Regions from separate parts of the Homo sapiens genome. Here region 2 is linked to region 1. Evidence: chromatin loops called from intact Hi-C (ENCODE). Cell type or tissue: gastrocnemius medialis. All regions are shown on one strand. Each heading gives the region's core, and the rest is flanking DNA. Links, peaks and the distances in the headings are about the cores only.

Region 1 (5,387 bases), core at 119-5,118:
AAAGTTTGGATAAAATAAACAGTGGAAGAGTCTACCTTATGATTCTTTTGTCCAGCCAGATGGCAATACTGGAATATAATTGGAGTTGCATTTAGGTGGACGGTTACCACTAGGGATTCCCATTTAGAACATGCCATGTTGATTTGGGTGGCAACTTAGAGATACTCGGTTGGGAAGCAAGGAGGATAGTGTCATTCATTTCTACTACCTTGTGGTTGTCTTAAAAATATATATAAGCGTGAATGAGTATGTGCGAGTGTGTACGTGTGTGTGTTTAGGTCACAAAAAGTTGTGTTGGAATAAGGCCATGGTTGAGGCAAGAATGCTTACAAATAAGGAGTTGCTGAGCAGCAATAAAATCTCTGGGCAGTTTTCGTGGTCTAAAAATTGTGGATATTAATGGCCTGCTTCCCCATCATTTGCACTTGTCAGTTGTTACCTGCCATCAGTGCAATGCAGTAGTGACTACTGTAAGGGATGGGGAGTGGACTTTTGTCTTCTTTGTGTGGACTAAGGTTTATCACATCTCCTGGTGCCTTGGGATTCTCTTTATGGAGGAGGCTGAAGCGGAGGAGGGAGCATTTCCGCTGTGGTGTCTTACACTGGTGCTCATTCCTGCAGTGGACCACCGGGCTTTCACTCCGCATCCCCTGCCTTCTCCTGGGTTTCTGGCTCAGCCCTGACATTATTGTAATATAGTTTTCTGTGTTTAATATTTCTTAGACCTGGTTTCCCATTGCAAGCATGGAAGAAACCCTAATGCATGAGTTTCAGAGGAGAAGGTAGCAGTCTGAACCTGCTGTGTGGCTCCATCAGCAAGTGTGAGTATTAACGTTAGAGCTGTCAGGACTTGTGAAAATTAATGGAGCCTGACGGGGGACAGACTGAGGTCAGAGACAGAGCTTGCCCTGACTGAATGTTTCTGGTGGTTTTGTAGCTGAGTCAAGTGAGTGCAAACTGTGGAGCCAAGGGGGATTTCTGGAGTATGCAGTGGGTACCAACTAAGTGCTAAGCATTCTTCTAGGTGCCAGGGGTACAGCAGCAAAAAGTTGGCTCTGCCTCCTCATAGCTTATAGAACCCCCTCCCCACCTCCAGGCTGGACTCAGGCCTTCTCTGCTATCAGCCCCCAGTAATTGCCAAGGAAGGAATTTAGATGAAATGTCTCCTTAGCCCATCCTGAGCCTCATAGTTCTTCCATGCTCCTAGCAGTTGGTATTACTTTTTTCCTTTCATCTTCCTGCAGAATTTTCTGCTTGGCCAGTTTTCAAGCCCAGGTTATTCTTATTCATTCCTCAGTGAAATAGAGAGGCTTCAAAAGTTTTAACATTTTCCCTGTTCCTGCTGGAGTTACAATATTAAACATATAATAATAATTTTAAATAGGAAAAATTTCCTCCTTCTGTGTGCCTTGGGTGAAACAAAGTAACTTTATATCACTGGCATTAGGGAACAGGGTTTTAAAACAGGCATCTGGCACTGCCCCATTGCAGGCAGGTTTCAGAAATGTGATCAAATTGTTGTATATCTCTTATTTAGAAACAGTCCTGTGATAACAGGTCTGACTATATATTTGTTTGATTCTTTTAAATCCCAACAAGTTAGCTTTTTTTTCTAGCACATTACCAAGGGAAAGTGAGCCTGAAGGCTGTGCCCTGTGAATTTGATTTTCCTGGGCACCTGGGAGCCATAGCAAGTTCTTCTTCTGTCCTGTCATCTCTGTTGTTTTTCCTCCTGCTATAGAATGAGCTTTACTGACTGTGAGTGCTATGCCCCAGACATTTTTGGTTTCCTTATATATTTTAAAAATCTATAATATGGGAGAATAGAGGGGAGAGGGCATAGGGATTGGCAGTCTTAAAATATGTCAGCTTTATGGAACTAGGTTTTCTTTTATACAGGAAAATGACAAGCCATGTTTGCTTTTGGAGGCTCTCTTTCACAAAGAACTACTGCTGAATGCTGGGGTTTTTCTCTTGGTTTTAGCAGGAGTAAATAGGAGATAGTAATCAATTAGCCTTGCTGACCAGATCTCTGATTTTAAAAAAAAGGGTGTGGAGAAAGGATATTTGGTGTTAACCACGACCTGATGATTGTGATCGACCCTGTTTTCCATATTCCCTGTTCATGGGGAATGAAGAGTATGAGGCAAGAGTTGTCTTCTGAAAGTTGGCAGGCTGTATTAGTCTGTTCTCATGCTGTTACTAAAGATATACCTGAGACTGGGTAATTTATAAAGGAGAGAGGTTTAATTGACTCATAGTTCAGCAAGGCTGGGTAGGCCTTAGGAAACTTATAATCATGGCGGAAGGGGAAGCCTACACGTCTTTCTTCACATGGCGGCAGCAAGCAGAAGTGCTGAGCAAAAGGAGGTAAAGCCCCTTATAAAACCATCAAATCTCGTGAGAACTTACTATCATGAGACCAGCATGAGGATAACCACCCTCATGATTCAATTACCTCCCACCAGATCCTTCCCACAACACGTGGGGATAACAGGAGCTACAATTCAAGATGAGATTTGGATGGGGACACAGCCAAACCATATCACAGGCAGATTCCTGGGAAAAGTAAATGTTCTGGAATTGACCTTGGATTTTGGTTTGACCTAAACTTGAATTTTCTAGAGGAATTCATTCTATAATGATTTATAGCAGAAAACCTGATTGCAGTTGTTTGATACTTATTTTTGAGGAACATTAACTTGTATTGAGGGAGAGGGGCAAGCTAGAGAGGAGATCACGTTTGGCCAGAGCAGTGCTTATATATGTTTATTTTAAAATGCTGATGCACATGTGCCCCCAGTCCCCTCATTGTTCTCTATTATCTTCCACCTAGTTCAGCTCAATTCACATTGTTTCTTTACCTCCCTAGTCCATGTAGGTGTTTGAATTTATTACCTCAGACCTCCATTTTCCTATCAAAATCTCATCCTCATAATTGTAGCAACAAGTTTTTAGATTCTGGGACCTCACATAAAGTTGGCCTTCTCTTCACTGGGTAGGCTCCCACATTCTCCTGGGAGCCTGTAGATAAGAAATTGTACCAACAGCTGCAGTAGCATTCGGGGAATGTTTTAATTAAGCCAGGATGTGTTTTAATTGTTACAGCATGAGGCTGACACTGCTTTATTTCCCATACAGGAGAAGTCTGTGATATAGCCAGAGAAGCATCTAGAATGGAGAGTTCTGTTTCGTGGGTACAAACTAAAAGGGCCATAAATGCTTAATATTAGATAAAAGGTTACTATAGATGGATAATGGCATGAGGAGGATTCATGTATGAGTAGGCCTTAAGTCAAACTTTATCAAGTTGTCACATATGTGGGGTCATCTGAAAACTACTGGTCTGGGAGCCAAAGAGCTAGATTCTGGCCCCACTTGTGGCCTGTGACTGCACTTAGTAAGTGGCAGCACCTCTCTGGCACTCAGTTTCTTCATCCATAAAATGGAATTGCATGAATCAGTGGTTTCCTCTTAATTTTTTTAAGCCAGGGTTAACTTTCTTAGAATGATGAAATCTTTCCCCAGATGGTAAAATCAAGGAAAGCATAGCTGCTCTGGTGAACCTCAGAGAAGGTCGTTCCCCTCTGCCCTTCTCCATCCCTGGGGAGGCTTCACGGAGCACAGCTTCAAACCACTAGATTGTCTTGGAGGACCCTTAGGGGTTCATGTGTTGTGATTCATCAGAGCCATTATAAGTGGCATGTTAAATGTCCAGAGTTTTATAAGGGAGTTATGCTGACTTTGACATAAGTTGCTATGTGTTTGTTTTAACATTGTTATAGAGTTCATCAGACATGTGCATAGCTGGAGATCTTAAACTTTTCATCTATTCCTTGCTGCATGCTCATAGAAGAATAACCCCACCTGATTCTAAGAAGAAATTCTGGATATTCTGCATGAGTAGTCACTCTTGAGAGAAACAGTCTGGATGCTATCTATTACAGGTTATACTAATCATTCATGAATGAGAGGCCACTCGGCACATTTTTTGGTATTTGATAAATACTGGAAGACAGAGATATCTGGATGAGAGAAGGAGGCAAAAAGTTGTGTGTTAAGGGAATACATTGTGCGAGGTTAGGATTATCTCAACAGAGGTGCTGTGTTTGCATTGTGTGCAGGTTGGAGACCTCATAGCCGCACTGACCTTCACTTTTAGATCCAAATGCTTATTGGCCCTAATAATACTTTTGTTAGTTTGAAAGACATGTTGGAACATGCCAGTTTCTGCCATGAGAAAAATCAAAATGTTCTTTTTCGTCTTCAGATGCTTTGCTTTGAGAGTAGTGACATTGTGCCTGGCATCAGGGAGTGGTCCAATTTGTGGATAAACCAATGATTTATTGATGGCGATTGGGAAAGATGGTCATGACAATAACATAACAACACAGCTAATGTCTGTTGAGTGAATATAGAGTGTCAGAAACTGTGCAGGTTGTTTATATGCAGGATGTTGTTTAATCCTCACCATACTTTAGAAGCAGTATTTTATTTTTACCCTATTTATATCTGAGAAAACTGTAGTTTAAAAAGAGTTGGAGATTAGTCGGCTAGACTGGATGTTGGGGAGAAGGAACAGGACACTTCATGCGGGCTTAAAGTTGGAAGAAAATGTGACATTGGCTTAAACCTTACCATAGCCCAAGATGACAACCCGAGTTCCTGGAATTCTATGGAAGTTACCAGGAAGTCTTGTGGAGGTTCATTCGTTCCTTCACTTACTCAACAAATCTGAGTTGTGTGTCTGCCATTTTGAAGATACGGGACTAGGTACTTTGGGTCAATAAGGAACAACAAGCCATGATCCATGTCTTCAAGTCTATGGGGATACAAGTCACATGCAAAAGCAAAACTCAAAAATGGAGTAATAATAGTGAACGTGCACTGATGGTTTACTCTGCACCATGCATGTGCTTTAGAGGCTAAATTTCATTTTATCTTTGCCAAAACTCATGAGGTAGGTGTTATTATCCCCATTTTGCTAGCACACTTTAGAGAACATAAGGAATCTCCAAGGTCATACAGCTAACATGTAGCAGAGACTACAGAGTCCCCATTCTTATCCCCATGCTGCGTCCACAGTTTAAATTGTAATAGTTTTAAAATCGAATCATTAGGAATAGAAATGTGAGAAGCACAGTAAGAAACTATTACATACTGCCCATAGAAGTAAAGATGAATAAGGAGAGTGTCATGGAATAAGCATGCAGATGAGATAGGATGCAAAGGAAGCTGAGGAAGAAGAGAGAGGAGAGGAAATATCAGAGAGGGAGGAGGAGAACTTGGAGAGTGCCACAGCAGTAATCAAGGGAATGGATCACACCACTGTAGTGTGATCAACAGAGGTCAGAATTCAAATAAAGCCATGGCTTTGGCCATTAGGA
Region 2 (5,387 bases), core at 269-5,268, 69 kb after region 1:
TTCAGGAGGGTTGCCTTAGACTCTGGCTCTTAACCCCGGCAACAGTGCTTCTTAAACTCTGGTCCCAAGACTGCAGCATCTGCATCTCTTGAGACCTTGTTAGAAGTGCAAGTTCTTTGGCTCCATCCTATAGCCACAGAACCTTGGAGTGGCTTCAAGTGACTGATGTCTAAAGTTTGAGAAACATTGCATTACAGGATGCTACTTTTCCAGACTTGGTTCTTACATTCCATAAATATTTATCAAGTACTCAATAAGTGGCAGGGACTATTGGAGATACAGCAAAAGCAAAAATGCCTCCCCTCTGGCGGTTTACAGTTTAGAGAGTTTACAGACTCTAAAGAAAATTAAGTAATTCAAATACTAAAATACTAAGCTCTCTTATCTCAGGTTGGCAGATTACATTCTCAGTTAGTAAAAAAAAAAAAAAAAAAAAAAAAGATGCTAAACTTTAACACTAATAGCCAGAGGAAGGAACACCGCATAAAGGAGTTTAGAAGCTTACTTCAGGTGACACTACTGAGGTTGCAAACCCAGGTCTCTTGGTTCCTGATCTTAGCATCTCTCCTATGCTATGCTGAGCATGTTTTCCTCATCTCCTTTGCCCTGTAGCTTGTTAGGGGGAAAAAAACATGAGGTTTATAGACAGGCTGACCTGAGACCAAATCCCAGCTCTGCCACTTACTGATTTCATTGCACACAGATTGACATGAGGTTGGGGTTTGGGGGCAGAGTTGACAGTGGTTGGTAGAGGCAGAGCTGGAAATTCCAGTCCACAGTTCCTGCCAGCTCACAAAACTGGGAGAGATTCCAGTCTAGGGAAGGGATGTGAATGATGGGTGGTCAGGCTTTGTTGGTCCAGTGTCTGTCACTGCTCTTGGACTCACAAAACTTCCTGCTCTTCAACTTTGTGAGATTTTGAAACACAGTTTTCTCTCCTTCTCACTGCAGTATGCTTAGCCAGAGTCCTCAGAAGGAGCATAGATTTTGTGTGTGTATTAGATATGCTTCCAAATGTATAGCCACTGTGATCGAGTGTCACTGCCACTGGTTCAGAGTTTTCTGTTTCAGGGAAAGCCAGTAAAAACCTGACTTTTGGAAATTTCCGTTTATTGAAAAAGGCAGACAGCACCACTTTTGATAGTGTGCTTGTTAAAAGGCTTTAAGAAGAAGATATTTGACTGGCTAGCAGACATTTCACATAAGAGATGGTGTGTCACCAGATAAAGAGTAGAGGGGACTGGGGAGAATGGGATACCATGCAGTTATAACCCACTTTCCAGAGAACAGAATTCTGGTCCCTCGCCTTCTAAAACACTGGCAAAATAAGGAAGTAAGAAATGTGTTCTTTGCAGAACTAATAACTCAGAAAGCATACAAACAAGGGCCTGTTAGGAATGCACTCGCAAACTATGCTAATTCTGGTTTAACTCATGATTCTGACACATTGTCCTGGCCCCAGAGAAACTTGGGTAGCAAATTTGAAGGAGAAGAAGAAATATTGAAACTGGGGATTCTGAAGGCAACCAAATCTGAGTTTGGATCTCAACTTTACCAGTCAGATGCATGACCCTAATCGAGTGATTAAACACTGTGGACCTTTCCTCATTCGATCGTCTGTAAAACTGAAAAAAAAAAATTAGCACTTTATATCTTCCAGAGTTCTTGTGAAGCTAATGCATTGAAAGTACCCAGCAGATAACTGTACAATTGTTTCAGTGATGGTGAATAGCAACAAAACGGAAAGGTATCACTTACTGAGAGCTTCTTATGTGCCAGGTTGATCTAAGCATTTCATAGGTATCAATTTATTTAAATATCACTATTATTATTGGAGTTAGACTGTGTTATCTCCGTGTACTCTGGCAACTAGGAAGAGCTTTTAAATGTTTTTATGCAGAACTGGAAATGCACAAGCTTGTATTAATATGAAAATTGTGATTTAAATTAGAAAATTCTCAATATCTTAAATGAAAATTATTGCTCCAGGATGATAAACCAGGATGATCTGTGGATCCAGTTGTTACTTCCTGGGGGTAAACACACCATGGTTTGAGAATTACAGCCCTGCACTCCTCTTTTTATCTCACCTCTGCTGTTCAGGGGCTATTGTGGATGAGCTGGTGATGGTAAGAGGGGCAAGTGAGGAAGGGATATGCCCCATGACCTTGTCTCTTCCCCCTTCCCCTGCGAATTCTGGATCCCTGCCCACCTCCTCTTCAGCTCATCAGTAGTGACATGCCAATGTGGTAGGCAGCATAATGACCCTGCCCTAAAGATGTCCACATCCTAATCCCAGAAATATGTGAATGTTACCTTACATGGAAGAGAGGATTTTGCAGGTGTGATTAAATTAAGGGTCATGAGATGGGAAGATTATCTTGGATTAGTGGAGAGGGCTCAGTGTAATCACATGGGTCCCCACAACCGGGAGGCTGGAGGGTCAGAGTGAGAGTTGTGGCCACAGAAGCAGAAGTCAGAGTAATTTAGGGCCAGGAGCCAAGGAATGTGGGAAGCCTCTAGAAGCTGTAAAAGGCAAGGAATTAGATTCTCCCTCAGAGCTTCCAAAAGAAACCAGCCCTGCCAATACCTTGGTTTTAGTACAGTGAGACTAATTTTGGACTCCTGACTTTCAGAACTATAAGATAATAAATGTGGGTTGTTTTGTTACAGCAGCCATAGGAAACCAATATACTAGGATAGAGTAAGCCTAGATTTCCTCTGAAATGTGAACGAATTTTCTATCTATCTCTGTTGCAAAAGAGAGAAACTTTTATCCCTTTGAAAATTTCCCACTACAGCTTCAGAATAATCATGGGCTTGAGACATGATAGCGAGGGACCAATGTGAGAAAAGAAAGCAGTGACGGGGTGGACCTGCCCTTTGGATAATGTTTCCTAAAGTGACATTCAAGGAGATCGGCTTCCAGGGTTTATTCTGGCATGGTAGTTAAGCACATCTCCCTGTGACTTTGGAAATCTTTAGCCTCTTTTTGCCTCAGTTTCCTCATCTGTAAAATAAGGTTAATCACAGCATTCACCTCAAAGAGATGCTGTGTGTAATGTTTCATATAGTACATGCTACATGGCAAGCTTTATGTAAATGTTAGCTCTTATGAATAGCCATTATTTTAAAAAAGTGAAACAGAATTTATAGGGGGTCCAATATGTTTAGAACAGGATCCATTACATCAAACAGGCTTCTTTTCTGCAGGGTATCTCAGAATCTTTACTATGGTAATGTTCACTTTATACCTTAAAATTGGAGGGAAAATGCAGGAACATTTCTCAAACTTATTTAACCATAGAACCCTTTCTGATCTGTAACAATCTCAGCAAATCAGATTTATTGGTCATAGTATGAGAAACACTACCCTTAAAAGTTACACCAGGAAACCTTGGTTCACCTCTCTCCAACTCATAGTCCCTGTACCCAGCTTCTAGAGCCATCACCGAACTGGAGATTGGGGACCCCCATCAGAACAGTGCAAGGAGAAACATGTGCCTAGTATCAAAAGCTGAAGATTAGAGGCTTTTTTCCACGTTCACATTGTTCTAACATTGTATGTTATCATATCAGTTAGCTTGGCTCCTGGGGACTTGCCTGGGAACCTAGCATTGTTTCCATACCATGACACTTTAGCTCCAACCAGGCAACCTAGAAATAGTTTAGAATGTAATTCACAAGTTGGGGACCTGTACTTTAGCTTCAAAGTAATGCTGTTGATTTGTGAGCAGATAACCTAGAAATATATACATCAAAATGTTTATTTTACTCTTCAAATAAGCAATTTTCAAAAAAGAATTGTGTATTTTATAGGGTGGAAGTATAGCATCACTAAGTTGTATTCATTCTAGGGCGTATGTTTTTAAAAAAAAACTAGTGTCATTACTTTGCACAGGCATGCCTTGTGTAAATATAGGAAATCTAACTTCTGGGGAATTTCATTTCAAGAAATCAGACCTGGCTCACATAAAGATACCTTTCAAAAATGAAATATAGCAAATTTAGTCAAGCTTAGGCTGTTTTGTTTTGAAAGCTATAAAGAAGTAAACTATAACCTGCTTTATTTTTAGCAGACACCTCTAGAAAACCTTGCACAATGTTCTATTTATAAAACAGAGTCTGTTTTCATGCAAAGTTGCTTAGTAATAAGAGAAAAGAGCAAGACTGAGTATCGGAAAAATGAAATGTTTCTGTTTTCAAGATTCCTTGAATTCATCAGCATCTCTTTAAGACACAACAAAGCAATTGACCTGGTTTTAGTTTTGACTATGAGAGGTTACCTGGAGATTGATAAATTGGATTTTTTTTTTTTTTTTGAGACAGAATCCTGCTCTATCCCCCATGCTGGAGGGCAGTGGCGCGATCTCGGCTCCTTGAAACCTCTGCCTCCTGGGTTCAAGCAATTCTCATGCTTCAGCCTCCCAAGTAGCCAGGATTACAAGTGCCTGCCACCACACAGTTTTTGTATTTTTAGTAGAAATGGGGTTTTGCCATACTGGCCGGACTGGTCTTAAACTCCTGACCTCAGGTGATCCACCCACCTTGGCCTCCCAAAGTGCTGGAATTACAGGCGTGAGCCACCGTGCCCGGCTGAAAAAAAGTGGAATTTGAAATGAAAATGCAGTCTGTCTTTTATGAGTTATGCCACTGAGTAAGCGACAGAGGACCTAAATAATTATCAGGTCATTTCAATATCACATTATATAGAACATTTATAATTTCATCATCCTTTAAGGCATTAACAAAAAAACAAAACAAAACAGAAAACAACACAGAAGAAAACGTGGTTGAGTAAATTCAATGGCTATAGAAGATTCTAGAAAGTGAAAGTAATGACCCAATACAACTAGAATGTAGTGTAGGAAACAGGCAGTTTCCACCATCTGCTTTATCATTCTGATCAATTTTGTATCATGCTGTTTCCTAATCTTTACAATAACAATAAAACCAACATTTATTTAGGGGTTATTATGTGCCATGCACTCTGCTAGGAGCTTTATGTGGATTATTTCATTTAATGTTCCCAACAATGTGTCATTGCCATAGATAATATAATTATCTCCATCTTACAGATTGGGAAACAGATTCAGAGAGGTGCAGCAGCTTACTCAAGTTCACACCTTTGGAGGTGTTAAAGCTGGTTCAGACACAGGTCTGACTTCAGAGCTGCACTGTTAAGTGCTACCTAGTGTTAAGTGGAGCCAACAGTGAACCAACAGAGAATACACACACGCTGTGTGCCAGAGGCTCAATGTAGAGACAGAGGCTGGTCTCTAGTCTGCCTTTTTATCGTAATAATCCAGGAAAGCTTAGGAATCCCCCCCAACCCGCTGCAAAAAAAGCCCCACATCATCCATGACAAAAAGAATAGCTTTCCTGTT

What was found. Hi-C counts contacts between places; a loop is a spot of excess contacts. Peaks named below come from ENCODE experiments on the same cell type or tissue, not always from the same donor. Only the 100,000 strongest peaks of a DNase experiment are listed, where the experiment ranks them.
Region 2: a loop joins it to region 1, with 2.6 times the contacts of the local background. A loop is called at or near these places in 1 of 110 quality-filtered maps.

What each region holds. Positions count from the first base shown.
Region 1 is chr11:30,500,170-30,505,556 of GRCh38, reverse strand. The region is part of intron 3 of MPPED2 (metallophosphoesterase domain containing 2); the gene reads left to right. Among named protein-coding and RNA genes, the nearest start is that of MPPED2-AS1, 81 kb to the left of the region's middle. In gastrocnemius medialis, for the core only: no CTCF peak of the experiment used is centred there; no DNase peak of the experiment used is centred there; H3K27ac peaks cover 1,663 bases.
Region 2 is chr11:30,431,104-30,436,490 of GRCh38, reverse strand. The region is part of intron 4 of MPPED2 (metallophosphoesterase domain containing 2); the gene reads left to right. Among named protein-coding and RNA genes, the nearest start is that of ARL14EP, 110 kb to the right of the region's middle. In gastrocnemius medialis, for the core only: no CTCF peak of the experiment used is centred there; a DNase peak (open chromatin) is centred at 2,436; H3K27ac peaks cover 2,858 bases.